7 separate regions of the Homo sapiens genome follow, and all the other regions are linked to region 7. Evidence: chromatin loops called from intact Hi-C (ENCODE). Cell type or tissue: dorsolateral prefrontal cortex. All regions are shown on one strand. Each heading gives the region's core, and the rest is flanking DNA. Links, peaks and the distances in the headings are about the cores only.

What was found. Hi-C counts contacts between places; a loop is a spot of excess contacts. Peaks named below come from ENCODE experiments on the same cell type or tissue, not always from the same donor. Only the 100,000 strongest peaks of a DNase experiment are listed, where the experiment ranks them.
Region 1: it touches region 7 in a loop (5-fold over the local background); 13 of 110 quality-filtered maps call a loop at or near these places.
Region 2: a loop joins it to region 7, with 2.9 times the contacts of the local background. A loop is called at or near these places in 38 of 110 quality-filtered maps.
Region 3: a loop joins it to region 7, with 3 times the contacts of the local background. A loop is called at or near these places in 50 of 110 quality-filtered maps.
Region 4: a loop joins it to region 7, with 6 times the contacts of the local background. A loop is called at or near these places in 26 of 110 quality-filtered maps.
Region 5: it touches region 7 in a loop (3-fold over the local background); 3 of 110 quality-filtered maps call a loop at or near these places.
Region 6: it touches region 7 in a loop (3-fold over the local background); 11 of 110 quality-filtered maps call a loop at or near these places.

Annotation. Positions count from the first base shown.
Region 1 is chr16:13,451,586-13,456,084 of GRCh38, reverse strand. It overlaps a transcript of SHISA9 not described here. Among named protein-coding and RNA genes, the nearest start is that of ERCC4, 470 kb to the left of the region's middle. RefSeq lists an enhancer at 2,257-3,456. In dorsolateral prefrontal cortex, for the core only: a CTCF peak has its summit at 1,951 (motif pointing right); a DNase peak (open chromatin) is centred at 1,954.
Region 2 is chr16:12,226,499-12,230,997 of GRCh38, reverse strand. All of the region lies in intron 14 of SNX29 (sorting nexin 29), which reads right to left. Among named protein-coding and RNA genes, the nearest start is that of SNX29-AS2, 140 kb to the left of the region's middle. In dorsolateral prefrontal cortex, for the core only: a CTCF peak has its summit at 2,078; a DNase peak (open chromatin) is centred at 2,097.
Region 3 is chr16:12,816,860-12,821,358 of GRCh38, reverse strand. No RefSeq gene overlaps it. Among named protein-coding and RNA genes, the nearest start is that of CPPED1, 15 kb to the right of the region's middle. RefSeq lists silencers at 1,745-1,824, 4,210-4,410. In dorsolateral prefrontal cortex, for the core only: a CTCF peak has its summit at 1,802 (motif pointing right); a DNase peak (open chromatin) is centred at 1,817.
Region 4 is chr16:12,268,726-12,273,224 of GRCh38, reverse strand. The region is part of intron 14 of SNX29 (sorting nexin 29); the gene reads right to left. Among named protein-coding and RNA genes, the nearest start is that of SNX29-AS2, 100 kb to the left of the region's middle. In dorsolateral prefrontal cortex, for the core only: a CTCF peak has its summit at 1,907 (motif pointing right); a DNase peak (open chromatin) is centred at 1,924.
Region 5 is chr16:12,437,487-12,441,985 of GRCh38, reverse strand. All of the region lies in intron 18 of SNX29 (sorting nexin 29), which reads right to left. Among named protein-coding and RNA genes, the nearest start is that of SNX29-AS2, 67 kb to the right of the region's middle. RefSeq lists an enhancer at 2,729-3,230. In dorsolateral prefrontal cortex, for the core only: no CTCF peak of the experiment used is centred there; a DNase peak (open chromatin) is centred at 1,939.
Region 6 is chr16:12,453,386-12,457,884 of GRCh38, reverse strand. All of the region lies in intron 18 of SNX29 (sorting nexin 29), which reads right to left. Among named protein-coding and RNA genes, the nearest start is that of SNX29-AS2, 83 kb to the right of the region's middle. In dorsolateral prefrontal cortex, for the core only: CTCF peaks have their summits at 2,251 and 2,452 (motif pointing left); a DNase peak (open chromatin) is centred at 2,454.
Region 7 is chr16:12,092,815-12,097,313 of GRCh38, reverse strand. The region is part of intron 11 of SNX29 (sorting nexin 29); the gene reads right to left. Among named protein-coding and RNA genes, the nearest start is that of SNX29, 120 kb to the right of the region's middle. RefSeq lists an enhancer at 1-624. In dorsolateral prefrontal cortex, for the core only: CTCF peaks have their summits at 1,747 and 1,947 (motif pointing left); DNase peaks (open chromatin) are centred at 1,303 and 1,923; H3K4me3 peaks cover 1,193 bases; H3K27ac peaks cover 1,564 bases.

The DNA of each region.
Region 1 (4,499 bases), core at 95-4,094, 1.4 Mb before region 7:
GTTTAGTGTATGTCTCTCCTAGGACAATGGAGAACAGCATTTGTTTGTCTTTCTCAAGACACCTGCCAGGTCCTGAGAGTCCTTAGCCCAAGGTAGCCACGTTTTATCTCCTCATTAAGTGAGTCTGATTCCAATTCCAGGCCACAAGAAATATCTCTAAACTTTCTACTTACGGGGCTTAGGTTTCTCCAGCTAAATCTTAGAGAAAAACTCACAGTCATCAACAGAGTGGCTAGCTCCATATCAACTTCCCTTCATTTCTTCAAACAGGAGAATGATGCATTGTACTGGGGGAGGGAGGCTGCGGTTAGGGTGGTTCACTTGCCCTTTTAGATCCACTAAAAAGCTGAGGGGTAATTGCAGATGCAAACCTGGCACCGTTAACTGCAAAACTCCACACCGAATTAATAAAGAATTGGGCACTTAGCTTCATGTTTTTGCATCTTAACACATGAAGGCACTTTGTAAAGGGTTGAATGAACATAATTATCAATTTCCACATGCATATTAGGATTCAGCCGGGGCCAGGCAAATGCTTCCTAAACACAGGCTGTCAGCAATGACAATGAGCACTTTTACTCTCTTCTCTCATCCACCATGTGAACATTTGTGTCACTTTTTTTCTTTGGACTCCTTTTTACTGGTTTCTACATAAATCCCTGGTGAATGCAAAACATTGAAGGTGCACTTGAAGCCAATATAATTGGGAGTGGAGGACAAAATGGACTTTGACTTTGCTTTCTGTGGAAGAAATAAGAGACATATCCTATGGGATGGTGGAATTGGCAGAGAATGACTTGGGACAATGGAGAGGAAGGCTGCTTCATTTACTGGGAAATAACTTCAGACAGAGGCTGAGGCAGGGGATGATGTGAAATAGGGCATAGAAGGGAAATCTCATTCTGGAGAAGGAAAAATACTAAGGTATGTATATAAAATGAATTTTGGATACATAGTGTATAAAGGTATAATTATGTGGTTATATATATTTGGGCATACTCTGGTGTAGAAATTGAATAAACTAAAATAGTAGAATTAGAAAATGACTTAGGGGATATGATAAAAAAAAAAGAAGGTAGCTGATTATGCTTTTGTGATTGCAATAGTGAGATTGGCCAAGGACACAGATAGCATTCCACTAAATAGAGTGGGGTGAACACTCAGGCAAGTCTTCACATGGTCTGGCCATGAGACTGCCCTTCCCTCCGCTAATGAGTTTGTAATGAAGGAAGCCACATGAATAGAAGTAAATAGTAAGCAGGGACAGAGTAGCACAGGTCTGGTATCTCCAATTTTGGAGAAAGTCTAAGATGGAATATAGAAAAGATGATTCTCCTTCCTTCTGTCCATTTCTATTGATCCACGTCCAAAGCCTAACACCACATAATGGGCTTCGGGGGACAGTCTGGCTTCTTTTGTAGAGGCCAGGTGAAGCACAGGTGTTAGAGCAAGTCTGCCTATATTTGAATCGCCATTTTGTCACTATCTGTGTGACTTCGGGCATATTTCTTCCTGAGTCTTCCTCCCTCATCTGTAAAACAAAGATGACGACAATGGTACCAACCTATAGAATTATTGTGAGAGATAGGTGAATTTGCACAATTCCTGGCATGTAGCAAGCACTCATCAAGCACTTTCTATTACGATATTTAATACGTTGACAAGAGGATCCATGCGTGTGAGTCAGAGTGAGAAGTGGAGAGGTGTCAGTGAAGGCAAACACCTTTCGTAAAGTGCTTCTCCTACTCTGCCTGCATCTTTTAGCTCTTCTTCCTTCTGCCTATATCCTCATCTCCATTTTTTCCTTAATAATTTACATTGACATAGTATCTCCTTCATGTTCCGAAACAAACCCACGTTATAGGAAAACAAGGTATACAATGATTCTCAAAAGGTCAACCTTTTATAATTGTGCACGGTTGGTTAAATTTGTCCTGCAGGGGGAGCCCTTTCCCTCTCATCTCCTTACAGCTAGCCCATAAAAGAGAAATTTCTGTCCTCTAGAAAGGATCAAGTAGATATGTCTGCCTTCTCCTTACCTCTCACTGGTACTCTTCGAAGAAGGAGGAGTTCTTTAAATGACATATGAGATGAGGGTATTATTTGATGTATGAGATGACGGTATTATAACATTTGATGTATGAGATGAGGGTATTATAACATAGATCGGACAAGCCTCTGTACTGGAAAGAATTCATGTTCTAAAGACAGTGGATCCCTCTTTTTCTCATCTCTTACTCTTGATTGGGAGTGAGGTGAGCTGCAGTCTTCCATGCAGCTATCAGACAACAACCAACCAGACCTAAGCCTTCTCCTATGTGGTCCCCTATATCATTTAACAATGGGCATAAAACAAAGTAGTTTAAAATGTAGTGGCTTAAAACAACAACCATTTATTATGTTTTACTAGTCTATGGACTATCAGGATAGTTCTGCCAATTCGGGTGGGCTCGTTCCTGCATCTTCAGGCAGCTGGAGGGTTGTCTGGGGGCTGGCTGGTCTAGGATGGCCTGGTCTGGGGCAATTTGGCTTTGTTCCATGTGTCTGTCATCCTCCAGTAGGCTAGCCCAGGCTTGTTCTCATGACCATGGCAGGGATTCAAGAGTGAGCAAAGCCAGTTGCATTGAGAAGGCAAGAAAAAACTCACACAGGTTTGCAAGCTTTTGTATGAAGTTTGTGATTGTCTTATCTTACAAAATAGCTCACATTTCCAAGCCAGGGAGTTACAGAATTACAGGCAAAAGGTGTGGATAAAGGTAGGCCATTAATTGGGGTCATGAATGCAATCAATGTATCTCGATCCCAAAGTTTGCAATAAGGAGCCTGGGACACATATCCCCATATTGCAAGGGCAAAAACAAACGGTTTTCCCTGGGGATGCTAGAAAAGCTATACAAGGCTGGGCGCGGTGGCTCACACCTGTAATCCCAGCACTTTGGGAGGCTGAGGCAGGCAGATCACAAGGTCAGGAGTTCGAGACCAGCCTGACAAACATACAAAATACAAAAATTAGCCAGGTATGGTGGCACGTGCGTATTGTTCCAGCTACTCGGGAGGCTGAGGTAGGAGAATCGCTTGAAACAAGGAGGTGGAGGTTGCAGTGAGCTGAGATTGCGCCACTGCACTCCAGCCTGGGTGACAGAGTGAGACTCTGTCTTAAAAAGAAAAGAAAAGAAAAGCTATACAATGTGAGGGATTCTTGAGCCAACCTTTAGAAGATGAGAGTATATTCTTTAAGAGGGAAGAGGGCAAACCAGCTCAAGCAGAAGATCAGAGGCCCCAGACAGCTTGGTGTATTGGAAGACCTAGTAATAGCTCAGTGGAGTAAGTACAAAGAGGCAACATGAGAGCTGAGGTTGAAGAGGTTGAGCCAAATAGCTTAGGTTTTTATCTTGCAGTCTACCAGAAGCCACTGAAGATTATTATGCTATTGAATGATGTGATCAGCTTTTCTTTGGAAAGATAACCCTTGCCCAAAGTAGTAGGAAGAGGATGCAGAGACTAACACCCATCCGATCTGTAAGTTGGGAGACTTTTGTTGTCAAATAATGCTCCATCTTCCACCTACCCACCTTTGTTTAGCTCTGTTGTTTCTCTCAGGAACACAGCCAAGTGGTTGTAATTCACAAACCTGGAAGCCAGCTCTTTTCAGAGTTGTCAGACAATAAGGTATATGGACCGTGGCAACAAAAAAAGAACACTGGAAATAATGGCTGGAATAAGAAGCAAAGCCTCAGTTTGAGGCTCTTTCTTGCATTTTCACCCTGAAGCATCTATAATTAAGCTGGAGAGAAATGATTTACTTAATTCATGTTATTTTATGCAATATCATTAGCAGTATTCAGTTGTTTCTTTATTACCCCTGTGCACCCTCCCTCTGTAACAGTTGAGAATAACAATTGGGCTTTACTTGTCTTCGGGAAGCCAGCCCATTCATTGAAGGAAAAATGGCCCCAGCCCCAGGTTGCCATAGACACTGGAGAAGGCTGTCACCGAGCTGCAGCACACCTATTTCCTGGTGACATGCAGAATTAGAGGTATTGGGGAATCAAAGGGAAAACTAACTTGATGAAACAAAGGGTCCCTTCAGCATCTCCTGACATACTTCTTTGCAAAAGCAGTCTCTCTGTACCCCTTCTCCCTTCCCCTTCTCCTTGAAGCCAGGTGAATGAATTTGAATCCGAAGCCCTGAGAAGAATGAAAGCAGTAACTTCCATGCATGGCTCAAAGTTATGCACAGGGCAAAGACCTCCTTTAAATCACATCGGCGACTTGCCAGGATTCCAAACTTCTTGACATGTCCACAGTCCTCAAGGATCTGTCACATGCCTATGTCTCTACATTCCTCAGTTACTCTGTTATCATTATGCTGTCCTCCTTTGAGAGCATAAATGTGCAAAGCATTTTCCCAACTAGGGGATCTTTGTCCTCCATGATTCCTCTTGCTAGAATTCTCTCTCTCTTGCCCTTTATGTGGTTGGCTCCTTGCTCTTCAGGTC
Region 2 (4,499 bases), core at 307-4,306, 130 kb before region 7:
ATGCCTACAGATAGTCCCAGCTACTCGGGAGGCTGAGGCAGGAGAATCGCTTGAACCCAAGAGGCGTAAGTTGCAGTGAGCCGAGATCATGGCACTGCACTCCAGCCTGGGTGACAGAGAGAGACTCCATCTCAGTAAGTACATACATATATACATACATACATACATACATACATACGACTTATTACAAGGGAGAAACATTTTTATTCTTAAGAGTCACAATTGCAACTCCAACGTGCAGCCCAAATAGTTTCTAGGTGATGGCACAGTATTAACGTATTCACTTTGGATTTGGTTTCCCTATTTTCCCCCCAACCTAACTCAAAGATAAGCATTTGGGGCATTCAAGGCCTACCATCTGCTCATTCGTTAAAAAACAAATGCTAAAATTTGTCCACTTGCAGCTTTGTTTGATCTGTCTCAAAATACATTGGCATTTCCCCTAATGTTGAACAGGCCCTTCCAGTATTTAGGCAAGATCGATGAACTCATTTGCAGAATGGTCCAGTTTCCACAAACAAGCTGTCACCAAAGCAAGAGGGTTCGTTTGCACTTTGCAATCCTGCTACTGTGTTTACCAAGGCATCTTTCCTCAGTACTACTGCAGGTCCAGCAGATGGGTTGCTAATGAAGAGAACGTGATTGTCTATTTGGAAAAATACAAGCTATTTATTGCAACTGATAAATCATGGCTTGACTCTTTGCCCAAACGGGAAGTCAGACAATGATGTTTCTCAAGTTTAAGAACAAGCTCCTGAGTCCAAGGACCAGCTTCAGAAGCTTTCAAGACAGTTTGCAGGCAAACTTTGACAACTAATGAAAGCTGTCTTTTACATTTTCTTTGTTTTCGTTTAAACACTCCTAGAACAGACGTGTACAAACTATGGCCCTGAGGCTAAATCCGGGCTGATGCAAGTTTTGTAAATAAAGTTTTATTGGCATACAGCCAAGCCCACTCATCTACACAATGTCTGCGGCTGCTACAACAGCAGAGCTGAGCAGTTGTGACAGAGACCCATCTGGACAACAAAGCCAAAAATATTTACTATCCAGCCTTTTATAGAAAAAGTTTGCTGAACCCTGTCCTAGAAAGAATGAAAGCAGTTCCTCTGAATTATCTCGTAAGTCCAACCAGACCAGTATGAGACAGAGCTGAGCTACCTGAGTGATCTAGGTCCAAGCACAGTTGACCAGTACAGGTCGGACTGCAGAGGTAACCTCAGCGTCAGCTCAGTTCATCCCTTTTGACTTGGCTGAAGGCACTACCCCAAGAACAGCAACCCTCTACACTACTTCAATTGTTAGGTAAATCCCTTTGACGGTAGATCTTTGAAGAATGCAGGAACTTATCTTCCTTGATTTTTCTTTAAACATCATGTGACAGTCAAAAAAAAAAAACCCCACCATTCTTCAAAGGGAATTGTAAAAGATGAAAAATGGTAGGAAGAAGGTTTATTTGGGGCCATCTGATGTGGTCCACTGGACATAAGTCACAAAAGTATCTCTACATTGGCAAAAACTCATGCTGGGTCCAACTGGCCATTTGACATCAGGGAGATGAAACCACTCTTTTTCTTCGCTTAGCCGCATACACGACATGGAAATTGGTTAGATGTTCATTTAGATCCAGACCAGGCCTAAAATCCTAGGACTGGCCTGACCATTTCCATTATTCATTCATGCACACATCCAAATCATATTTACTGAACACCTACTATGTGCCAGGTACTATGCTGGTGCTTTAGTTATGGAGGCCAATAACACAAACAGGAATCCTGCTACCAGGGAGCTTACAGACTAGTGGAGAAACCGAAAACAAGTTCAAACCAGGAATAAATAAGACATACTGCAAATTGTCACAAGTGCTCCATAAAACATAGCTGGAATGCTGAAGGGGGCAAGGTACATCCTGGCAGGCCAGGGAATGGCTCTCTGAGGAGGTGGCAAGTCCAAGGTCTGTGTGAAGGAATGAGGGCAAGCAAGCCCTGCAAGGCATTTGGGAGTGGGGGAGAAAAGCGCATTCTAGACACTCACTTAGGGAGAGCAGCAGGAGTCAGAAGACTCGGTGGAGGCTCCCTCGTGTGGTCACTGCAGGGAGGCAGCCTGCCCCGCATCACCAGCTTTGCAATGAAGTCCCTCTGGCTCTTGACTCGCCATGTGGCCTCAGGCAAATCAAGTCTCTGTGCCCCTAGCTTTTTCACGTGGACAGTGGGAAAACTCAAGAGACGGTGACTTTGGTCAGCCCAGCCCTGAGGCGGGAAAAACACGGCTTGTTCCAGGAACTGAAATGAGGTGATACAGGCAGAGAACAGCATAGGTTGGGGAGCTGCGCACCAGACAGGGTTGAAAAGGTGGGCAGGGCCAAGTCAGGCAGGGTTTTGCAAGTCATGGTAAGGCATCTGGATTTCATTTTAATTGCAACGGGAAGTCACTGAAGGGTTTTAAGCAGGAAAATATCTTGAGCATATTTGTAGTTTTAAAAGAAAGCTCTGTGTTGTAAAGAAAGGGGTAAGAGTGACCAGAGCAGAGGCAGAGAGAGCAGGATGCTGCTGCTGTCATGGACTGTGCTGGAGGCAAGGTAAAGCAGCTGAACCTGACCTCGAGTGCCAACTCGGACCAACTGGAAGTGGCCATCTATAACACTGTGCTGAGAACGTGCTGGAAGTTTAGACAGGGATCATTGGGGAAAAGTATCCTGTTTGATTAATGATGCCTGCCATGGGTGTGGAAGGGAGAATAGCAGTATGGTGTCAATATCTGTCCATCTCTCTACAGAGACCGAGAACATTTCAGTGCCTCTAACACTAATGTGTCTACAGCTCGGCTGGGGGCCTTGTTAAAGTGCAGACTCTGAGACGGTAAGGTCTGACATTCTCCTTTTCTTTTCCTGACAGGGTCTCAACTGTGTTGCCCAGTCTGGTCTTGAACTCCTGGGCTGAAGTGATCCTCCTACCTAAGTCTCTGGAAGTGCTGAGATTACAGGCGTGGGCCAGCCCAGCAACATCCTGCCTCTCTAACATGCTCCCAGGTGACGAGTCCACTACTGCTGGTCCAGAGACCTCACTTCGGTCTTTTTTTTTTTTTTTTTTTTTTTTTTTAAGACAGAGTCTCGCTCTGTTGCCCAGGCTGCAGTGCACTGGCTGGATCTCAGCTCACTGCAACCTCCACCACCTGGGTTTAAGCAATTCTCCTGTCTCAGCCTCCCGAGTAGCTGGGATTACAAGCACGAGCCACCATGCCTGGCTACTTTTTGTATTTATAGTAGAGACTGGGTTTCGCCATGTTGGCTAAGATGGTCTTGAACTCCTGATCTCAGGTGATCTGCCTGTCTCAGCCCGCCAAAGTGCTGGGATTACAGGCATGAGCCACCGCGCCCGGCCTCAGAGACCTCATTTTGAATAGCAAGAATCTAGAGAACTTACTTTCCCCCCATAGATTTGTGTAAGATAAGCTCCAGTTCCCAGGGCCTGACACAGAAAAAGAACACTCAGCAAATGTTGACAGAATTGAGTTGGTCATTTCTGTGTGCCTTTCAGCCTTCAACTGCTATGAAAAGAACTCTGAAGAATTCCAGGCAGTTAACCATAAAACATGAGCAACATCACAAGTGTGTATCATCCATCTTCCGCGGAGCCACTCCACGTTGTCACTGGGGTGCAGATCATTTGGGTTGGGGGAAGGAGTCCAAGAGAAGAAGTGAGGAAAAGGAAAAGGTGAGAAATGCGCTAAACAGGGCTGTTCCTAACCACACGGTCATGATCGGAACATTCAGCTCTGTGGGATGACAAGGGAAGTAAAATGGGGAGAAAGGAAGAGCTACTGCTATGTCCCCAGAAAAGCAGCACCCAATCCGCCAGACCCCCAGATGCACTGCATGACAACAGCAATGCTGGCTTGTACAAAAGCCCCAACAGGGAGTCTCCAGCCTCATCCTACACTTCACCACAGTCCCAGCCCATAATCCCAACTTATCTGAGCATTGGCCAAGTCCAAATTTCCCTTTCAAAGATAGATTCAAATCCGGTCTCGATTAGGGATGGTAGCCAGACCCTGCCGCCTGAAGATGGAATCAGCTAGCCAGTAGACGTGTTACATAAATGCCACCAAAACCTGAAGGCTCAGTGGGGCGTGGTGGCTCATGCCTGTAATCCCAGCACTTTGGGAGGCCAAGGTGGGCAGATAATCTAAGGTCGGGAGTTCGAGACCAGCCTAGCCAATACAGTGAAACCCGTCTCTACTAAAAATACACACAAAAAATTAGCTGGGTATGATGACACACACCTGTAATCCCGGCTACTCGGGAGGCTGAGGCAGGAGAATTGCTTGAACCCAGGAGGCAGAGGTTGCAGTGAGCCAAGATTGCACCAGTGTACTCTAGCCTGGGTGACAGAGCAAGACTCTGTCTCCAAAAAAAAAAAAAAAAGAAGGCTCAGTCCACGCCCTTCAGCTCCCCTGGAAACCCAAACCCTCTTTCTAGAATAAACAGAGAACCTGGGGCT
Region 3 (4,499 bases), core at 147-4,146, 720 kb before region 7:
GAGATAGAGTCTCACTCTGTCACCCAGGCTGGAGTGCAGTGGTGCAATCTCAGCTCACTGCAACCTCCACCTCCCAGGTTTAAGCGATTCTCATGCCTCAGTCTCCCGAATAGCTGGGACTAATGGCATGCGCCACCACACCCAGCTAATTTTTGTATTTTTAGTAGAAACGGGCTTTCACTATGTTGGGCAGTTTGGTCTCAAACTACTGACCTCAAGTGATCCACCCACCTTGACCTCCCAATGTGCTGGGATTACCAGTGTGAGCCATCATGCCCAGCCAGTGCCCTCTTTTTTTAAAGATCAAGTGGCTTGGGCTCAGAAGGGTTATGTGATGGGTTCATTGTTCACATTTGGCAGAGCCATAACCAGAATTCGGCTTTTCTCACTTCAAAATCCCTCAAAATCTGCTTGTTCAAAAATTAAATCATGGGCCAGATGCAGTGGCTCATGCCTGTGATCCCAGCACTTTGGGAAGCCAAGGTGGAAAGATCGCTTGAGCCCAGGAGTCTGAAATCACCCTGGGCAACATAACAAGACTTCGTATCTACGGAAAATAATTAGCAGGTGTGGTGGCACCCACCTTAGTCTCAGCTACTTGGGAGGCTGAGGTGGGAGAATTGCTTGAGCCCAGGTGTTCAAAGCTGCAGTGAGCTGACATTGTGCCACTGGACTCCAGCCTGGATGACAGAGCAATACCCTGTCTCAAAAAATGAAGAAAAGAAAGGAAAAAAAGAAAACTAAATATTTTTCATTATTTCTTTATTTTATTTTATTTTATTATTATTTTTTTGATACATAGTCTTGCTCTGTCACCCAGGCTAGAGTGCAGTGGAGTGACCTTGGCTCATTGCAACCTCCGCCTCCCAGGTTCAAGCAATTCTCCTGCCTCAGCCTCCTGAGTAGCTGGGATTATAGGCGCACACCACCACACCCGGCTAATTTTTGTATTTTTAGTAGAAATGGGGTTTCTCCATGTTGGCCAGACTGGTCTCAAACTCCTGACCTCAGGTGATCCACCTGCTTTGGCCTCCCAAAATGCTAGGACTACAGGCATAAGCCATGGCGCCCAGACTCTTTTTCTTTCTTTCTCTTCTTTTTTTTAAGATAAAATTGACTTTTCCCAGTATCCCATTTCTAAGAGCAGAATCATTTTTTCTCGATTTTCTCAGGCTAGAAACCCAAGCCTGTGATTTCTGTCTTGCTGTCTTTCTCATTGCATCCCTCCCTTCATTTCTTCTTCATTCCGACTTCCAGACCCTTACATTTAGCCACTTCAGGGCTCAGTTGCTCTCCTCATGCTCAGTTCCTTTCAACCACAACCATGGTTTGTCTGTCTTAAAACAGCTCCTCTACCTAGCTGATACGGTTTTGCTGTGTCCCCACCCAAATCTCATTTTGAATTGGAACAGTCCCCACGTGTCAAGGGCAGGGAGAGGTGGAGATAATTGAATCATAGAGGCGGTTTCCCCCATAGTGTTCTCGTGGTAGTGAATAAGTCTCATGAGATCTGATGGTTTTATAAATGGGAGTTCCCCCGCACACGCTCTCTTGCCCGCCACCACGTAAGATATCCCTTTGCTCTTCCTTTGCCTTCCACCATGATTGTGAGGCCTCCCCAGCCATGTGGAACTGTGAGTCCATTAAACCTCTTCCCTTTGTAAATTACCCAGTCTTGGGTATGTCTTTATTAGCCGCATGAAAATGGACTAATACACTAGTACTCAAGGTTCTCCACCATCTGGCCCCATTAACCACCCAGGGATGTATTCTCTTCCCTTCCCTCCTCGCACAGTCTGTTACCCACTCTCACCTCCAGGGGGCGCGCAAGACCCTCCTCCCTTTCCGCCAGTTGACTTTGTTGACCAAAGATCGCAATTGAGCCACATTAAGGGGATGAAGGCAGAGCACAAGATCAGAAGTAAATTCTGATTCCTCCCCCTCTTGAAAGCATCCTGGCCAGTTTCATCTATTTCATACAGGTTAAATAATGTATTTAACATTTAATATAAATTAACTTATTTTAATTAATATAAATTAATTTAATTAATAAATTAATTATTGATGTAAATTAATGTTTAATGCTGATAATAATAACAGTTACTTTTTTTATGAGACAGAGTCTCGCTCTGTTGCCCAGGTTGGAGTGCAGTGGCGCGATCTTAGCTCACTGCAGCCTCCCTCTCCAGGGTTCAAGCAATTCTCCTGCATCAGCCTCCCTAGCAGCAGCTGGGATTACAGGAACGCACCACCATGCCTGGCTAATTTTTGTATTTTTTGTTGAGACAGGGTTTCACCATGTTGGCCAGGCTGGTCTCAAACTCCTGACCTCAAGTGATCTGCCTGCCTCCACCTCCCAAAGTGCTGGGATTGCAGGCGTGAGCCACTGTGCCTGGCCCAGGTACCATTTTTGAGAGCTAACCACGTGCAGGTCAATGTGTGTTTTCCTGCAGTTTCTTATTTCATTTCCCCCAAAACTCTATGAAGTATTTCATTTTGAAGATGAAGACACTGTGGTTGAGAAAGACTAGGGGACTTATTCAAGGTTATATGGCCAGTGGTGGGGCTGAGATGCTACCCAGTTCTGTGGCCTCCAAGCTCTCAATCTACGTGTGATGCCTTCCCACAGCCCTGGTGGTGGGACCCACGTCTAACTTCTTTGCATCCTTCACGCTGCCTCAGATTTCTCATCCATCAAATGGCAACAATAACAATCTGTATTAGTTTCCCATGGCTGCCATTATACAGTACCACAAACTGGGTGACTTAAGATAGCAGAAATAGACTCACTCTCATATCTGGAGGCCAGGAGTCTGTGATCAAGGTATTGGTGGTGCCATACTTCCTCTAAAGGCTCCAGGGGAGAATCCTTCCTTGTCTTGCCTCTTCCTAGTTTCTGGTGTTTTGTTTTGTTTTGTTTTGTTTTGTTTTTGAGATGGGAGTTTCACTCTTGTTGCCCAGGCTGGATTGCAGTGGTGTAATCTCGGCTCATTGCAACCTCTGCCTCCCCGGTTCAAGCAATTCTCCTGCCTCAGCCTCTCAAGTAGCTGGGTCTACAGGCTTGTACCACCATGCCCAGCTAATTTTGTATTTTTAGTAGAGACAGGGCTTTTCCATGTTGGTCAGCCTGGTCTTGGACTCCTGACCTCAGGTGATCCACCCACCTCAGCCTCCCAAAGTGCTGCGATTAAAGGTGTGAGCCACGACGCCCAACCAGTTTTGTTTTTTTAATGGTCTTGCTCTGTTGTCTAGGCTAGAGTGCAGTGGTGTGATCTCAGCTCACTGCTACCTCTGCCTCCTAAGCTCAAGCAATTCTCCCGCCTCAGCCTCCTGAGTAGCTAGGACCACAAGTGCACACCATCACACTCAGGTAATTTTTAAAATTTTATTGCAGAGACAGGTTCTCGTTATGTTGCCCAGGCTGCAATTCTCCCACCACAGCTTCCCAAAGTGCTGGGATTACAGGCGTGAGCCGTCATGCTGGGCCCTAGATTCTGGTGTTTTCTGTTATCCTTGATATTCCTTGTCTTATAGATGCATCCTAGCCACACACTCTAATCTCTGTGGTTGTCTTCACATTGCTTTCTCTGTGTGTCCTCTTCTCTTCTTAAAAGACATCAGCCCAGGCACGGTGGCTCATGCCTGTAATCCCAGCACTTTGGGAGGCCTAGGCAAGAGGATCACTTGAGCCGAGGAGTTAAAGACCAGCTGGGCAACATGACATCCAATCAGAAACTCCCAGAGTGAAGTCTTAGGACGAATATGCTTGAAAAGCTCCCCAGGAAATTGTAATGTGCAGCCAGGATTAAGAACCACTAATTGAGACTAATATGCTCAGAGTCTGAAGAGAGAAAATCCAGAATCCTGATGTTGGAGTGCCTCTAGCTACAGACCTTATTTCTCCAGAATATTATATCCTCAATTAAAAAAAAAAAAAAAAAAAAAACAGGCTAGGCCAAGCCTGGTGGCTCACGTCTGTAATCCCAGCACTTTGGGAGGCCGAGGTGGGTGGATCACTTGAGGTCTGGAGTTTGAGACCAGCCTGGCCAAAATGGCAAAACCCCATCTCTACTAAAAATACAAAAAAAAAAAAAAGAAAGAAAATTAGCTAAGCATGGTGGCAGGTGCCTGTAATCCCAGCTACTCGGAAGGCTGAGGCAGGGAGAACTGCTTGAACCCAGGAGGTAGAGGTTGCAGCGAGCTGAGATTACACCATTGAGATTACACTCCAGCCTGAGTGACAGAGCAAGACTCCATCTCAAACAAACAAACAAAATCTAAAAAAAAACAAGCTAGTGCTTTGGGAAGATAAAAACCAGCAAGACTTGACAGATTCAGACATGTGTTCCTTTTCTTAGGAAACAAGAGAAGGAACACTCTATAATTTTTTTGTTGTTGTTTGTTTTTTTAAGATGGAATTTCACTCTTGTTGCCCAGGCTGGAGTGCAATGATGCAATCTCGGCTCACTGCAACCACTTCCTCCTGGGTTCAAGCAATT
Region 4 (4,499 bases), core at 380-4,379, 180 kb before region 7:
CCAGCAGCAGGCTTCTGGCTAGAGTAGGCCAGAAGGCACCAGGAGAGACTGCCTTGGGTGCAAGCGGGAGGCGGCCTACAGTGCCTGAAGGCACCAGGGGGATTAACACACTGAGGATGAACTTGGAGTTGAATTAAGTATTAACACCAGAGAAATCAAGAGATCGTGCAGGAAAAACGATCATGCACTTCACAGCTGTAGATAGCATTTCCAGTTATAATAATGTAATCACTGAATACTGATCTAACCAAAATGATGATATGACTGTGCCAGAGGATGGGGAGCTGCGTGTTGCGTGTGTTTTCTGGAGGTGGAGCAGTCAAAGACAGTTACCCTTCCTCTTCCACGATGAGAAATAAGTAATTCCAAAAACTGAAAAATAAAAAAGCGGCAACAGGCGTGTTGATCAGAGATATGGAGGCAACAACCCAAAGCATGAGTGGAAAAGCTTCCAAGAGGGGCTTCTGAAGGGTGGCAAGTGGGAGACAGTGACAGCCAGAGGCCTCCTGTCTTTTGTAATAAAGCTAAGAGAACCAATGACTTTATCTATGTACCTGCAAAGTTTTGATTTAAAGACACAAACAAAATTATGTGTAAACTATGATTATATGTTAGTGATATGTAAACTATGTAATCAGAATTTGAGGGGAGCCTGCACTTAGCCATGGGACTTAGAAAAGTCAGGTAAGAGAGCAGTGGAGCCCGTCGGCAGGGCAACCAGGACACAGATACCTTGGCAGGCACCGCAGCATGAAGCTGGCTGCAGCTGCTCAGCAGAGCCTGGTGCTAATACATACGCAAAATGGCGAACTCACAGCCCTGCTCTACCCGTGACTCCAAATGATCTCTTCATCTTGCCCAGGCCCAGGCTGCTGCCCTCTGCAAGGAGGTCCTGCTCATCACAATTCATTCAACCCGCTTCAAGTCCACACATCTCATTAGCAATCACGCCACTGGCCTCCTGTCCCCAAGGCACTAGCCCCGTCCCCAAGGCACCAGCCCCTCTAGGACTATATTTAAGAAGAATCAGCAACCTTCAACACTGGTGGGGGCAGAGGTGCAGAAATAAGCTTTTTGACCTTAAAGGCTTGGGGAAAGACCCTGGACAGTCATGAATTTACATAAGTTCTCTCAGCAACTAGCCAGTCAACCTTCCCCTGCAACTACCTGACTTCCTTGCTGCCCTGGTTCAGTTTTAGCAAGCATGCCAAAAATTTCAATTCCATGTATGAAATAATACAAAATTAAGCCTAACTATATCATACTTTTCCCATCAGTAAGCAGCTTCGAAGATGGACCCCAGGCAGGGCACAGTGGTTCACACCTGAAATCCCAGCACTTCGGGAGGCTAAGGCAGGCGGATCACTTGAGGTTAGGAGTTCAACACCAGCCTGCCCAACAGGTGAAACCCTGGTCTCCACTAAAAATACAAAAATTAGTCGGGCATGGTGGCACATGCCTGTAATCCCAGCTACTCAGGAGGCTTAGGCAGGAGAATCACTTGAACCCAGGAGGCGGAGGTTGCAGTGAGCTGAGATCACGCCACTGCACTCCAGCCTGAGCAACAGAGTGGGACTCTGTCTCAAAAAAAAAAAAAAGATGGTTCCAATATATTACATTCAACAAAGATGGTTCCAATTCCCCCTGCCCCTTGGTATTCACATTCTTATATAATCCCTACCCCTTGAGCATAGGCTGGACTTACCTCCAATAAACAGACTATGTTTATTGACTCACCTCCAATAAACAGACTATGGCAGAAGTGATGGGGTTTCACCACTGAGATTAAGTTATAAAGACTGCAGCTTCTGTGTGAGGTTGCCTTTCTTGTTCATTTATTCTTACGAGCTTCCTACGGAGAGAACCTCATGGCAAGGAACTGATGCACGCAGCCAACAGCCCCCATGAGCCACATGAGGGCAGTGCACACTCCTCCAGTGGAGCCTTGGGACAACCGCAGCCTCCAACTGACACCATGACAGAGCCTTAGGGGAGACCCTGAGCCAGGCATGTGGCTAAGCCACACCCAGGCTGTCTATCCCACACAAAGATTGTAAATGTTTGTTGTTTTAAGCCATCTAACTGTGAGGTAATTTGTTACACAACAATAGTTAACCAACGTAGAGTCTTTAATCATTCCATAGTTACTTCTTGAGAGACCACTTTATTTATTGATTGATTTTTTTGAGAGTCTCGTTCTGTTACCCAGGCTGGAGTGCAGTGGCGCGATCTTGACTCACTGCAACCTCCACCTCCCCAGTTCAAGCCATTCTCCTGCCTCAGCCTCTTGAGTAGCTGGGATTACAGGCACACACCACCACGCCCAGCTAATTTTTTGTATTTTTAGTAGAGATGGCATTTCACCACATTGACCAGGTGGGTCTCGAATGCCTGACCGCAGGCGATCTACCCGCCTTGCCCTCCCAAAGTGCTGGGATTACTGACATGAGCCACTGTGCCCAGCCGAGAGACCACTTTAAATTAGACTGAGTTAGACCATGAAGTGACGGAGATGGTGATATCATTTCATGTAGATGACATGCACAAAAAAATAAAAATATAAATATAAATAAGAGGTAAATGTGCCATGTTGCTCCACAGCATAAGGATTAATATTTACAAAGTGAGGGAATCGACTGAACAGGTTAGACATCTCCCATCTCTCAACTGCCAAAGGTGAGTATGTGGGGTCAAGGCATGAGAGACCATTCATCCCATGAGGCTAAGTTCATGCAAGCACAACATCGGATTTACTTTCAAGTCGAGAAGGTTCAATTTGCCTTGGGAGTAAAAGAACATCTGGGTATTAAGGAAGGCAGCACAATTAAAGTCTGAGTAACGTCAAGTCATTTGAGAGGCAAAAATAACAGATGACAACACCATTCTACACTCTTTGCACATCCCCCCAATAAACCAATCAATTCGTAAAGAATCAATTGTGACTGAATTCTGAAAGTCAAACCTAAACAATAAATACAAACATTTGCAACTGATCAAACTACAACTTTTCTAAGTCGCATCTTTCCTGAGGGTGATTTATGGGTTTTAAAACTGAAAGAACGGGGCTGGACGTGGTGGCTCACATCTGTAATCTCTAGGACTTTGGGAGGCCAAGGTGGGTGGATCACTTGAGGTCAGGAATTTGAGACCAGCCTGGCCAACATGGTGAAACCCCATCTCTACTTAAAATACAAAAATTAGCTGGGCGTGGTGGTGCGTGCCTGCAGTCCCAGCTACTCGGAAGGCTGAGGCAGGAGAATCGCTTGAACCTGGGAGATGGAAACTGCAGCGACCCAAGATCGCACCACTGCACTCCAGCCTGGGCAACAGAGTGAGACCCCATCTCAAATAATAATAATAATAATGATGATGATGATGATGATGATGGTGATGATGATGATGATGATGTAAAGTAAAATGGAAAGAATGACAATTTAATACCCCAAGAGAAAAACATACTTCTCTATTCATGTCGATGATAGCTCACACTGACTTCAAAAATAGAAGGCTTCAAGACATTGGTTAGCAATGCAATCTGAAATGCATTAACAATTTCTGCCCATATTCTGAGTTACCTTGACAGTGTTCAGAAATTTGTATTTTGCCCTGGTCAAGGACCGCATGAAAAGTACACCTGCTGGAATCCAAGAAGACAGAAGCTTTTATCTACATGGCTGGATACTTCCATGTTCAATCAGAAACTTACATTGTGCTTTAAGCACAATGTAGAAAGATAGGTCAGTAAGACCTATCTTATTGTCACAGAAATCAAAATAATGATACTGCTTCAATTTACATAGCACTGCAGATTACACAGTATTTTCACATCAAAATCTCACTGGAGCCTCCAAGCAGGATTCAGTCTGGCCATTTTAATCTCGTGCCAAATGTGAAGATGGTGATGCTATTAACTGGGATTTCCCATTGAGCCAATCAACCTAGTTAACATCTACCTTATTCACGGGAAAAATCCGCAGTCTACTTACCTGCCTATACTCTGAATAGTCAGCAACTTTCTCCTGTGTCTCCCTGATGGCATAATTATAGAAGTTCCACTCCAAATGGGAAAATAATGATTTGGCAAAAACAAGAAGCCTTCTCTCCTTATATTCAAATAGACAGGGAGACTGTGTTTGGTAGAAGTATATAGACATTTATGTTCAACAAGAACTAATTTTCATGTTCCAGAAAAGCTGTGGGTTAGTCAGTACCATCAGCAGGTCATCTAAACTTAGAGAACATTCATAACTTTTCATCTCATCGCAGCCGGCCACATCTGTTTGGGGGTATCTGTGTTAAGTCGTCTAAAATAGGTAGAAACTGTGCTGAGCTTGCTAGCAGGCACCAGAGAACACATAGGGTTTTCTGTCTAAATTAAGTGAAACTTCTGATACCATGGAGAGCGGCATGGCAAACAGTATGATGAGGTTACTGTTTTGCTTTCAATGTGAACAAGCTGAGCATGACCCAGATGCAAACAGTGTGAGATGCTGATGACG
Region 5 (4,499 bases), core at 319-4,318, 340 kb before region 7:
CAACAAGGTGAAGCCCCATCTCTACAAAAATTAGCCAGGCATAATGGCAGGTGTCTTTAATTCCAGCTACTTGGGAGGCTGAGACAGGAGAATAGCCTGAATCCAGGAGGCGGAGGTTGCAGGGATCTGAGATCACGCCACTGCACGCCAGCCTGGGTGACAGAGTGAGAATCTAACTCAAAACAAAACAAAACAAAAGTCAAAATGGATCAAATAACTAAATTTAAGAGTTGAAACTATAAAACTCTCAGAAGAAAACACAGGGCTAAATCTGTGTGTCCTCAAGTAGGCAAAGGATTCTTAGACATGATATCAGAAGCACAAGCAACAAAAGAAAAAACAGATAAATTGGACTTTACCGACATTAAAAACTTTTGTGCTTCAAAGGACACTATCAAAATGGAAGGACAACCACAAAACGGGAGAACTGAAGACAAACGTTCACACAGAGACTAGTATAGGAATGTTCATAGCTACATAATTCGTAACAGCCATAAATGGGGAACAACCCAAATGGCCATCAGGAGATGAATGGATAAGAAAAATGTGATCTACCCAAACAATGAAATATTATTCAGCCATTAAAAGGAATGAAGTAGGCCAGGCGTGGTGGCTCACACATGTAATCCCAGCACTTTGGGAGGCCGAGGTGGGTGGATCACAAGGTCAGGAGATTGGTACCATCCTGACTAACACAGTGAAACCCCGTCTCTACCAAAAATAAAAAAAAATCAGCCGGGTGCAGTGGCAGGCGCCTGTAGTCCCAACTACTCGGGAGGCTGAGTCAGGAGAATGGCGGGAACCCAGGAGGCGGAGCTTGCAGTGAGCCGAGATAGCGCCACTGCACTCTAGCCTGGGCGACAGAAACTCCATCACAAAAAAAAAAAAAAAAAAAAGGAATGAAGTAGCGATGCATGCTACAACACAGATGAAACTTGAGGATATTACGCTAAGTGAAAGAAGCCAAGCATAGAAGGCCACGTATTGTATGATTTCTACGATTCTAAGTCACAAAAGGCAGATCTAGAGAAAAATCTGCAGAGAAAAATATAAATCATTCTATTATAAAGACACATGCTTAGCACATATTCACTGCAGTACTATTCACAATAGCAAAGACGTGGAATCCACCTCAATGCCCATCGATGATACGCTGGTTAAAGAAAACGTGGTACATATACACCATGGAATACTATGCAGCCAAAAACAGAACGAGATCATGTCCTTTGCAGGGACATGGATGGGGGTAGAGGCCATTATCCTTATCAAACTAACACAGAAACAGAAAATCAAGTATTGCATGTTCTCACTTAGAAGTGGGAGCTAAAGGATGAGAACACGTGACACAGAGGGAAACACCACACACTGGGGCCTTCTGGTGGGTGGAGGGTGGGAGGAGGGAGAGGATCAGGAAAAATAACTAATGAGGACTCGGCTTAATACCTGAGTGAAGAAATAATGTGTACAGCTAACCCCCATGGCACAAGTTCACCTACGTAACAAACCTGCACTTGTACTCCTGAACTTCAAATAAAACTTAAAAAAGAAAAGAAAGTCGATTACTGGCTTCCAAGGGCTAGGAGGGGAAGGGTTGTGGGGGTGATGGAGACTGCCTGCTAACAGCCACAGAGTTTCTCCAGGGTGATGAAAACCTTCTGGAATTAGAGTGGTGATGGTTGCGTAATCTTGTGAATATCCTAAAAAGTGACTGAATCGTACACTTTGAAAAGGTGAGTTTTATGGTTTGTGAATATCTCTTTTCTTTTGTTTTTAAGGACAGGAGAAAGAGAGAAGGCTGAAGCTCAAGGCAAGGGGAGGGAGGATGTGACAGGTGCTGACTCCTGCTCTGGGCCGTGTTCCAATTTATGCCCTTTGCGAGCACAGCTTCTTTCAGTCTCGAGTCAATCCGGTGGGGTGGGTGACATTCCCATTTTATACATGAGACTCTAAGAGGCGAGGCTGGCCCAAGGCCACGCAATTCCAGGAGGCAGAGTTGGGCTGCATCCCCACGTCCCCTGCACCCACACACCAGCTGGACGGTTTGGCCAGCCAGCTGAACCCCACCAGATACTCAGGGAGAGCCAGGAAAATACCACTTGGCATCTGGGGAGCACCCACCCTGCACCAAGCATGTTAGTGCTCTTCCCCCACTGCAGGGGTGAAGGTGTACTACTGCCCTAGCAGAAAAGTGGGAAACTGAGTCTCAGAGAGGCAAAGTAAGTGTACCAAGGTCACATGGCTAGTATGTGACTGGTATGGTTTAGCTGTGTCCCCACCCCAATCTCATCTTGAATTGTAGCTGCCATAACTCCTTCATGTTGTGGGAGGGACCCAGTGGGAAATAACTGAATCATGGGGGTAATTTCCCCTATACTGTTCTCGTGGTAGTGAATGAGTCTCACGAGATCTGATGCTTTTATGAGGGGAAACCCCTTTCGCTTGGCTCTCATTCTCTTGTCTGCCACCATGTGAGATGGGACTTTCACCTTCCGCCATGATTGTGAGGCCTCCCCAGTCATGGGAACTGTGAGTCCATTCAACCTCTTTTGTAAATTGCCCGGTCTCTGGTATGTCTTTATCACAAGTGTAAAAACAAACTAATATAGTGGCTAACTCAGAAGCCAAGCCCTGACTCCACACCGGAAAATCAGGACCCACTACTCCCCGCTGGCCTCTCTGGTGACTTCCAGTGGCTCTTAGGTGTCACTATCTTGTCACCAGGTCATGGTAGACATGCAGCTGCTGGCCCACTAGCCGTCTCTCAGCTCTCTTCCCTGCCTACAGAGGCTGCTTCCCATTGCAAGGCTGGCAAATGACACTTTCTCAGGTGCCCCTGCAACCAGGACAAGAGCAGGTGGAGGGCCTCTGGGAAAGACTGGCTTCACTGATGAGGGAGGCTGGGGAAGGGAAGCCTTCCTTCTCACGTGCTCTGAGCCCTGCCTTGGAAGCCCGGGCTGCCATGTGCAACCACGATGGAAGACAATGGTCTACATGGCAGGTGGACAATCCTGTCCGGTGCCTTCCTCTCTACCCTCACCTTACATCATTCTCCCCCTTCCCTGCTGTGTTTCCCTCTCTGCAGCCAGGTAGATCTTCCAGTTCTTCCAACAGGCCCGGCTCCTGTCCATCCCAGGCCCTCAGCCCAGAACCTTCCCTGAGTCTAGAACGTTCCTTCCACCCCTACACCTGGTTAGCTCCAACTCAGTCATCAGATCTCAGTTCAAATGTGACCTCTTCTGATTTTAATGTGCTCAAAAGTCCCTGGGCTTTCTGACTGTTCATTCATGATTATGGTCATTTCTTCAACAACAAGCTCTTACCTCTGAGCTGAAGTTCTGAAAGTCTGTGAGTCTGGCTATCCTTGCCACCACAGACCAGGCAGCCTCACTGCCTCTACCTGGCACCCAGCAAGGCGCAGCCTCAATGCTGGTCTGTGTTAAAAGAATGTCCAAATCTAGGCTGCTACCTTTTCCTGCTTGGACAGAGGTTGAGATCAAATGATCACTGAAAAGACAGGGTCTGCCAGAGTAAAGGGGTCCTGGGCTGGAGTGAGCGGGTAAATGAAGAAGGGGAGAGGTAAACTGGGTGGTAAGGGGGAAAGGAGAAGGACACCAGCAGAAAGAAAATAAAGGGAGAGGGGAGAGCGCTGAACCCAGCTGAGCTCTCAAATTAGGTCAAAGTTTCCCAAGGAGGGCTGATGCCTTGGCTAGAAACCAGGTGGGGCTGGGACGCCTGCAGTGAACTGCCTGCCTGGCCTCATGGGACTGGTGGCTGCCTTCAAGTCACCTGATGCATCAAGTAGGTCAGAATAAAGATAGTCCAGAGATGCCCCCCTACTCCTGCCCCCTCACCTCCCCACTCCTGCCCAAGCTAGGCCAAGAGGTGAATCTCTGAGGCTGCTTGGAAAGGTCAACAGGAAACTCTCAGTAAGCCAGCAGCCCCTGGCCAAGAGTGGACGTGTGCTCCCAAGTCCAAGTCCAAGGTTCTGCATCTGTGCCACATGGGGTGAGGAGCCCACACCAGGCAGAGCTGGGCCTGGCAGTGCAGATGGACCGCTGGGGCCCTGGGCTGTGGGCAGCTGCAGCAAGCCCAGCATGAAGATGCCAGGCAGTGGCCCTGGGCTGGGGGGAAGGGCACCCCCCAGAGTGGTTTGGAAGGCCAGCCCTGCTTCACTGATGGTGCAGCCGAAAAAGACATTAAGTGCCAGCAGCCAGCGTGCATTTTTGAGATTTCACCTGAAGCAACAAGGGGAAGATGGTGGAGATAAATCTGGGTGCCGGTGTGCTCCTGACCCCTCCCAGGGACTCTGGGTCCTGGGGCTATGAAGGAGGAGAGGGCAGCTATGGGTGGGGAAGGAGCCAGGGTCAAGAGGGGAAAGGACTCAGAACAGCTAACCAGCAATTCGGGGAGACAGAGATGTTGTCTACCTGCCAGCCCCATTCTGCCCCTTGATGTACTTCATATGTATGTCCTGAGACTCAGTTCAGATGTCACCTGTC
Region 6 (4,499 bases), core at 407-4,406, 360 kb before region 7:
CCACGCAATCAAATTGCACCCGTATGCAGACCACAAACATCGTAATACAGTTAATTTACCCAATGTACTCATTTCTCTCTCATAACAATGCCCGTAAGATAGCATTCAATTTTGTTTTAAAATTTCCTCACATACAAGATGGGGCTGGGATGAACATTTTTCCATCTTGCAGGCTTGCAAAGCACCACGGCAGAGGCTAACGTGTGCCATTTTGCCTGGTCCAAGTCTTTTTATGATGGGTAAATGAGGTGTGAACAGGGCCTTGCCCAAAGACCCAGAGTGAGTGGTGGAGACGTGATTTGAACCTTTGTCTTTTCCCCCACCTAATCTGTGTTCTTCCTCCAGACCACCCTGTCCTGAAGCAGTAGAGAAAGAGCTCAGGCTCTAGACAAGGCATTGAGGTATAGTGTGGGCCATTCTTGAGACCTGCCGTATCTCTGCAAAACACAGACAGATGCCTCCCAATCACTAAGAGTGGGGAGGCCCCACTCCAGAGAACAGAGGTTAAAGTGCAGGCTGTGGGAACTGCTGCCTCAATTAACCCCCGACTCCACCACCTGCCAGCTGGACAACCCTGGCCAACCTACCTTACCTTTCTGAGCATCAGTTTTAGCATCTATAGAGCGGGGATAGTATTAGCACCCACCTAAGAGGGTTGTGACATAACACATGCATAAAGCATGACCGGTGTTTATTGTACTGTTATTAGCAATTCTGGAAAGGGGTTGAACTCTCCTTAAATGCTACATGAACACACAATGTGACTTGACCTGCCCTGAATGTATTGCTACTTAGTAAGGAGAAGAAAAGGGTAAAGGGGTCTGGTCTGACATCACAGCTTACTGCCCACTAGAAGAGGGTGGCATTATGGCAAAGGAAGCCTCGAGTATCACAATCAACTCTGTCAATGCAACTCAAACACTGCTTTGGTCCTGAGATGCACAGTGTTCTCTCTGGAGGCCATCGGCAGACAAGATGCTAATGCCCCGGGCCTTCTGGGAGTTCAGAGGGTGCTCCTGAGCAGCTCCCATCAACCTAGGTACGTCTCTGTGAAGGCCAGCAGCTCAGAACCTTTCCACCTTTGGAAAAGCTCACAATCCCAATGCATCCTCTCCCTGAAAGGAGGCAATTTCACACATCCCCCCAGGCACACATGCACATACTCCACCAGATACATATACATACACATGCTACCGGGTGCACACACTATCAAGTACTCACACACGTATCCCTTCAGGCACACATGCACACACCCCATCAGATGCTCATCCATGCACACACTACCAGGTGCACACACTACCAAGTACTCACACACTGCCCCACCAGGTATACATCACTTTCGCCAGATGCACATACACACACACACACACACACACACGTGCACACATGCCACCCAGTATACACCCTTACCCCACCCCAAAACTATCCTCTACCATCATTCTCTCTCTGCTTCTTCACAGCATTTGGTATAATGAGCAATTATCTTGCCTAGTTTTTTCCAGTATCGTGCTGTATTTATTGATGCCATAGGTTGACACTGTCTGTTTACAAGATGAATCATTTGAAATGGCAGGCAATCGCAGCTGCTGACCTCAATCTGTGGTACATATCAAGACTTTATTTATTGATGGCTTGCTGTCCTCTCTCCACTGAACGTAAGCTCTGCACATTTTAAGATTTTATTCTTTTAATTGACAAATACTAATTATACATATTCTTGGGAGTACATGACCAGAGTCTTATTCACTATGCCCTAGTACCCAGACCAGTGCCTGGAAATAATGGATATTCAATACTATGAATGAATGAATGAACAAACAAATGAACAGATGAATAAATGAACATCACCTGAACATTTACTTGCAATTGTACCTTTACAAGTCTTCATCTTTACTATGCAATGAATTCCTTGAGGGCAAGAACCAAGATGGAAACCCCTAGGAGCCCTCAGTTCCTGGAGATGCCCAACGGGTGCTAGATGGGTGGGTAGGTAGATGGATGGATAAATGGAAGGAAGAGAAGGAAACAAGAAGGCAAGCAGGAAAGAAGGAAGGAGGGAGGGCTTACCCTCCATACCGGGCCACCTACATCTCATCTATCCTTGCTTATAAGCATCTGGCAGTGAGCAAAGGATGGACGCTTCTGACAGTCAAGACCAAGGTCTGCATATGCAAGTCTCTGTGTGTGGCACTGTGACACCTCCTCCAGCCTTCTGCACAAATAAAGACTTTGCAAAGCCTACTGGATGAAGTTACCGACACTCATAGCAGCGAAAACTGGGAAGTCAGAAAAGTCTCACCTAAGACAGAGGAAGAAACAGGTAGGTCCCGGGATCCACAACTCAGGGAGGGAAGAGACAAGGAACACTGGCTAATGTGGGGAGAAAGAGGACTTCCTTGGCCAGGGCTCTGGGAGCCAGAGTGGCAGCAGGTGGCCACCGCCACCTAGAGGTCAGTTACAGCCACGGCGGGTGCTGGCCAAGCCGGTATGCAGGGCTTGCCTGGTGTGTGGCTGACCAGGAATGCTGGAGGTTCTCAAAAAAAAAGTCCTTGATGGGGTAGACCCAGGGTCTGGAAGTCCCAGCCAAAAGGGCCACGAGGTGTGGGGGCTTTAGAAACCCCAGGCGTAGACCAAGCTCTAACTTGCCACCCAAATCAGACTCGGTGGGGTTCTACCAAGGAGAAGGGCGTCTTGGAGCTGGCTAACAGACTCAGGTCGTCTAGAAGGAGGAGGAAACCTTTGTCAGGAGGGACAAAACCAGCTATCTTGCCTCCTACTCCTTTTCCACACCACAGCCAGAGCAATGGTTCCCAAGTGTAAATTAAAGTCCTCCAACGGGCCAGGCGTGATGGCTCATGCCTGTAATCTCAGCACTTTGGGAGGCCGAGGCGGGTGGATCACTTGAGGTCAGGAGTTCGAGACCACTTTGGCCAAAATGGTGAAACCCCATCTCTGCTAAAAACACGAAATAATTAGCCAGGCATGGTGGTGCATGCCTATAGTCCCAGTTACTCGGGAGGCTGAGGCAGAAGTGCCTGAACCTGGGAGGCTGAGGCAGAAGTGCCTGAACCTGGGAGGCAGAGGTTGCAGTGAGCCGAGATCACGCCACTGCACTCCAGCCTGGGTGACAGGGTGAGACTCCATCTCAAAAAATAAAAATAAAAAATAAAAATAAATAAATAAATTCATTCCTCCAATGATGCGCCACTGCACTCAAGCTCAAGTCTAAATTCCCAGACGTGGCTTGCAGGGCCCTGCCTGATCTGTTCTTCCTCACCTCTCTCTTCGGGTTATTTTCGATGTTCGCTCTTCAACTGAGCAGCAAGCCACATTCGCCAGCAGCACCTGTGGCCCATGGAAACTCATAACTAGCTGTTGACTATAAGTCCCTAAACGCCATGTGCTATGTCACCTCTAGAGTTCTGGGCAGCAGTTCTCTCAGCCTCTACTCAAAGAGCTCTTTGCATCAGGTAGGAATCGCATTTGGTTCCAAAATAGCTGGGGTCTAATCACTTGGGGCTTCTTTTCTGATGGACAAGCAGTCTGCAGGGAGGCAGTCCAGAATTGGGATGGCTGCTCTCCTTAGTCATCAGGGACTGAGGCCGTCCATCTTTCTGCTCTGCGATCTTAGCTGCAGAGTTGCCATCCCCCAGGTTACCACATGGCCCAAGGCGGCTGCTGGAGTTCCACCTATCATATCTCAATTCTAGGCAACAAGAAGCAGAAAGGCAAGGCATGTACCACGCAGATGAGGTATAAGCAGCCTTTCTGGGAAGCCACAACCAATACATCTACCTATATCTTACTGGCCAGATCTTAGTTACATGGCCATATGTAGCTGCAAGGGAAGCTGAGAAATTTACTATTTTCTATGTGGGCATAATGCCCAGGGCTCTGTTACTAAGAGATAAGGAAAAAAACAACAACAAAAAAAACCCATGGCTATTTTCAGCAAGCAACTAGCAGTGTCTGCCACACTCCTATACATCCAATTACCACATCTTGATGGAAGGCCAGGGGACAAAAAAAATTCCAAAGATACCTTCCCTGCCATCTAAATGCCTACAGTCTTATTGAGGACTCAAACAAATACAGCTGAAAAGATAAATGACAATATCAAGCAGAATTAAATGAACCACAAGTCCCACTGCAGTCTTTGAAGGGTAACTTTTATGCAAAAAGCAAGAAAAGGAACAATTACTGAGGGCCAGCGAGGTGGCTCATGCCTCTAATCCCAGCAATTTGGGAGGCTGAGGCACAAGGACTGCTTGAGACCAGGAGTTCAAGACCAGCCTGGGCAACACAGTGAGACCCCATTTCTTAAAAAAAAAAAAAATTACTGAGCCCTTACTCCAGCTGGACTCCATGACAGCCACTTTGTTTGTTTTTACTTCTCTTCGTTTTCACAACAACCCTGCAAAGTAGGCATTAGGCATCTGCATTTTGTTTAAGAGGAAATAAATTGGGGTTATATGATGTGCCCAGGGTCACACCGCCAG
Region 7 (4,499 bases), core at 422-4,421:
CAACCCAGCTCCACCGGCCACTGGCTGTGTGATGCTGGCTAGGTTTATCTACCGCTAAGCACTCCCGTCTCCTCTGTGAAATGGGGATCACCGCAAGCTCTCACAGGATCGCAGACATGCGTGAGTTAACGGGTGACAAGGACAGACTCAGTACTCGGCAGCACCATCACCAATGCTTCCTCAAGGGCTTCATAATGGCGACAACAGCTCCTCAAGCCCATCCCGACATCCTGCAGTGCTTAGTGACGGAACCAGAGGTGCAGCCTGGAAGATCACTGTCAGCCCCCTTTGCACACTGCAGGGAGGTTCCCTTCTGGCCCAGCATCCCCATCTGTGCAAGACCTCCTGACCTCCCCTGCACCGAGCCCTTAACCTTTCCCTCCTGTGACCCTCTGGACCTCAGCCACCCTATCCTTGCTACATTCATCCTGCTGTCATCGGTTCCTCCTTCCCCTCCTGGGAGCAAGGAATCCAGGGTCTATATGAGTGACCAGCATCCAGCACTGGTCTTTTTCCAGGTAAGGAGTTGGGAGCTGTACTGCATAACCTAAAACTTCCATTAGGAATTTCCCACTTCACGGGGAACTCGTTCCCATGGGTGGATCGAGTGGCGGTTGTTCAGTGCCACAGATAACAAAGAGTACATCACTCCCACATGACCCCATTGCCTCCCGTTTTGCCCCATCCAATCATTCATCATTTCTTTATTACCATAAAACTCCACTAGAATGCTCTGTGGGCAGGGCCCATGTGAGAAGAGCTAACATCTCCTGAGTGCTGAGCGCAATGTCAAAGCACTCTCTGTGTATGAACTCATTTAGTCCTCACAACAGCCCATGGTGCTGGCACTCTTAAATCTGCATTATAATGATGGGGAAATTTTAACATGTGACACAGAGCTTGTGCATGGCCAAGCTGGATCCCCACCTCTGGCTCCTCAGCACCTAGAACTGCGCCCAGCACATGAGAGATGTTTGGTAAATGTTTGGTGAATGAATAAACAGATGATAAAGAAGTGAGGCATGTCTAAATGCCATCTGGAACCTTCCAATTACTAAGACACTAAGACAGTCACTGAAGGGCTAATACACAAAATTCAGTGGGAAGTTTCCCCTTTAAAGAAAGATGCCCAGCGTGAGGGATCTGTGTTGGCCACGTCACCTAGGTTCACTTCTCGGCAGTTAAGGGGCAGGGGGCTCAGACTGCAGCCGATTTAACGGCCACTGCCCCACCATCTCATCCTAAAATTTTATCATGAAGCCCTTAGCCAAGCAAGCAGCTGGCTGCGGGGCCTCGCATCTCTCTCTGATGTTACTACAGCACTCCTCAACTTCATTTCTGGAGCTGCCGAATGTTTGGAATTGTGTTGCTAGGCGATGAGCCAGAACGCCTCACTAGCGTTGAGAATCTCTTCCAATAATAGCCAAGAGGAAAAAAAAGGACCCCCTCAACACAGCCTATTGACAAGTAAGGATGTTTTTCTTGCCCTCTCTGCCCTGGCTCACAATCAAAAGCTCTAACAAATTAAAAGGAAACAAATGGGCCGGATGGTCTGGGCTCACCTGACTCTATCACCTTCACTCCCCAGCCCCAAAAAAAGGGGCAAGAAGGCAACAATCGGGATTCAAAAGCTGAATACCCACAGCTAATCAATTATATCTCATGAAAAGCAATGACACAGGGGAAATGTTTTCTGATGAGCTGCAAATTCCCTTTTAGAACAGGACCACAAAGTGACTGGCAATGCATGACTGTGCTATACTGATGGTGAACAGAAAGCTGCATGCATGCTTGATGTTTTTCAACTAGAAAAGACCACTGCTCTCAACACCACCACCACTCGCGACCTCACCACTGAAAGGGGTACCGCGCTGGACATGAAAAATTCAGATAACCACCACCCGCAGCTGCGGAAGGAAAGCGGCAGAGAAAAGACTAGGGCGCCCCCTGGTGGCTCCAATGTGGCTCTTCCTGAAATTGGCAGGAATAAAGCCTGAGCCGCTTTCTTGCAACCTCCAGCTCCCAAATAACCATATATTCAAACGAAATTAACTCAAGAGTAGAAACTTTGTTGTTAAAAAGGAGGTGAAGGGAGACAAGGCTGTTGTAAACACCAACAAATATCAACTGAATGAATTTTGATTAAGATCTAGTAAAGTAGTACCAGTGAGCTGGTTTCCGCAGCAGTGACGGTACTTCCGCAGCTACGGAGTCAGGATCACTTAGTCTGGTGCATTCCACAGGTCTGTATCATTATGCATCTACTGCCTTCCTAAATCATCATCTTCATTGCAGGAGTGATGGCACGAAAAAGCTCCCAAACATACACACACACATGCATGCGCACACACACAAACAAATGCTCCCTGGGATCTATCATTTTCTTTAGGCTCATTTTTTCCTAAGTTTCATTCCTTGACCTATGCAGGAGGCGAGAGGTTTTAAAAAAAAAGCCTAAGACAAAATACGGTTCCTGGAAAACGGCCCTGCTGCTTCCTTCTGTCTTGGGGTTTCTCAAGTACTGTCGTTTGGGACTAGATAATGCTGTGTTGGGAGGAGCTGTCCTGTTGGGAGGACCTGTCCTGTCCACCACAGGACGTTCAGCAGCATCCCTGGGCTCTACTTAGCAGATGCCGGAAGGACCCTCATCCCAGGTGTGACAACCATATATGTCCCAGACATGGCTAAATGTCCCCTGGGGGTTGCAATCACCCCCAGCTAAGAACCACCATCCTGCGTGATCACTTCCAATTTTCAGGCCTCATAGAAAGAGTAGCCTGGTTTATGTCCTCTTAACCAGAGGGAGGATTGAGGGGTAGATACCAGCTAAAGGGAACTTCAGGGCCTCTGCAGGAGGGATGGTTTCAGTAAGATGGAAAATCAGGTCAACCTATTTGCAGTTCAACAATAAGGCCCAGATGTTGTTTTCAGGAAGATTCGTCAGCAACGTACCCTTTGAGGGTGTTGTTAATGATCACACCTACCAGTTATTCAGTCTTTAAGATGCCAGATACTCTCTTGGATTTTTTTTCCAATTTTTCTTATCAAGGTATAATTTACATAGCATATAACACCCTTCGATAGCTCAGGTGGTAATTTACATAGTGTATCTTCTGAGTATCTTCCATCTGTTAGTTCATTTAATCCTCACAACTGTGTCAGAGGGGTACTATGATAGCCCCATTTTATAGACGAGAACGCTGAGGCACAGTTAGCTTAAATAACTTGCCCAGGTTCCCACTGCTAATACATGTAGGGATGTGCGTAAGAACACAGCCAGTGTAGCTGGTTTAACATCAGCAAGCAGAACAGTAAAAACAAAAATAATGATACCACGATTGCCAGTGTTGCCCCAGACACTATGTGCAATTACCACCTGCTAACTACCTGAAGTGTTTCGTGTTTCTTACTTTTTTCTAAAGCCTGGAACACTCTGAAGGAGAGTCGTGAAAGCAAAGGAACTTCTCCCCAGGAAAATCCACGTATGTGCACAAACACACAAGCACGATTTTGCACACAATTGCAAGAGGTATCTGAAATCTCTAAAACTATCTATGAGCCTCCAATGAGGTTCCCAGATACAACAGACACTTCATATAACTCCCAGGAATCCACCAAGGGGATAATATTACCACCATTTCAAGGACTGGGAAAACGAGTTCAGAGAAATTAAAGCATTTGCCCGGGGTCACATAGATCTTTCTCTTTAAGACACGGTCTCACTCTGTCACCCAGGCTGTGGTGCGATCAAGGCTCACAGTAGCCTACAACTCCTGGGTTCAAGAGATCCTCCTGCCTCAACCTTCCGAGTAGCTGGGATTACAGGCACGTGCCACCATGTCTGGCTTTTCTGTCTTCTTCTTTTGTAAAGAGAGGGGGTCTCACTATGTTGCCCAGGCTGGTTTTGAACTCCTGGCCTCAAGCAATCCTCCTGCCTTGTCCTCCCAAAGTGTTGGGATTACAGCCAGGAACCACTGCACGTAGCCACACAGCTCTTGAACAGCAGTGCTGTGGTCTGCCTGACCCATGTTCTTTCCATCCCAACACATTGCTTCTCAACTTGCCGTGATCACTGACATCAGGGCCCTACAAAACTAAAGGATGTGTAAAGTGCAGAAAGGATTTACATATCTAATATTCTAGTGGCTCTGATGATATACAGTGGCAATGTAAGGGCTGCTGGCCACTCAGAATTAAAACCTGAAGGTGACATTTGCCTTTCACAAAGACAGTTGTTGATTCACCTCTACAAACTCCATAAGACAGCATCTCAGCAAAACAGTCCACAGGGGTCTGGCACTCACACAAATACCATTCTGCCTCTTTCCAGCCCTCTTCCCACATCGGCCAACACCTGGCCTCGGGTATAAAAAGTTATGGGCCAAATGTCCAAGCCAGTGTGTTTACTGATACTGGCTTGCCTAGCCAAAAGCCATTCAAATTCACCTGAATGTCACCACATGTGTAAAGGAGACAGTAGGCAAGGGGGAAAGGAAGAC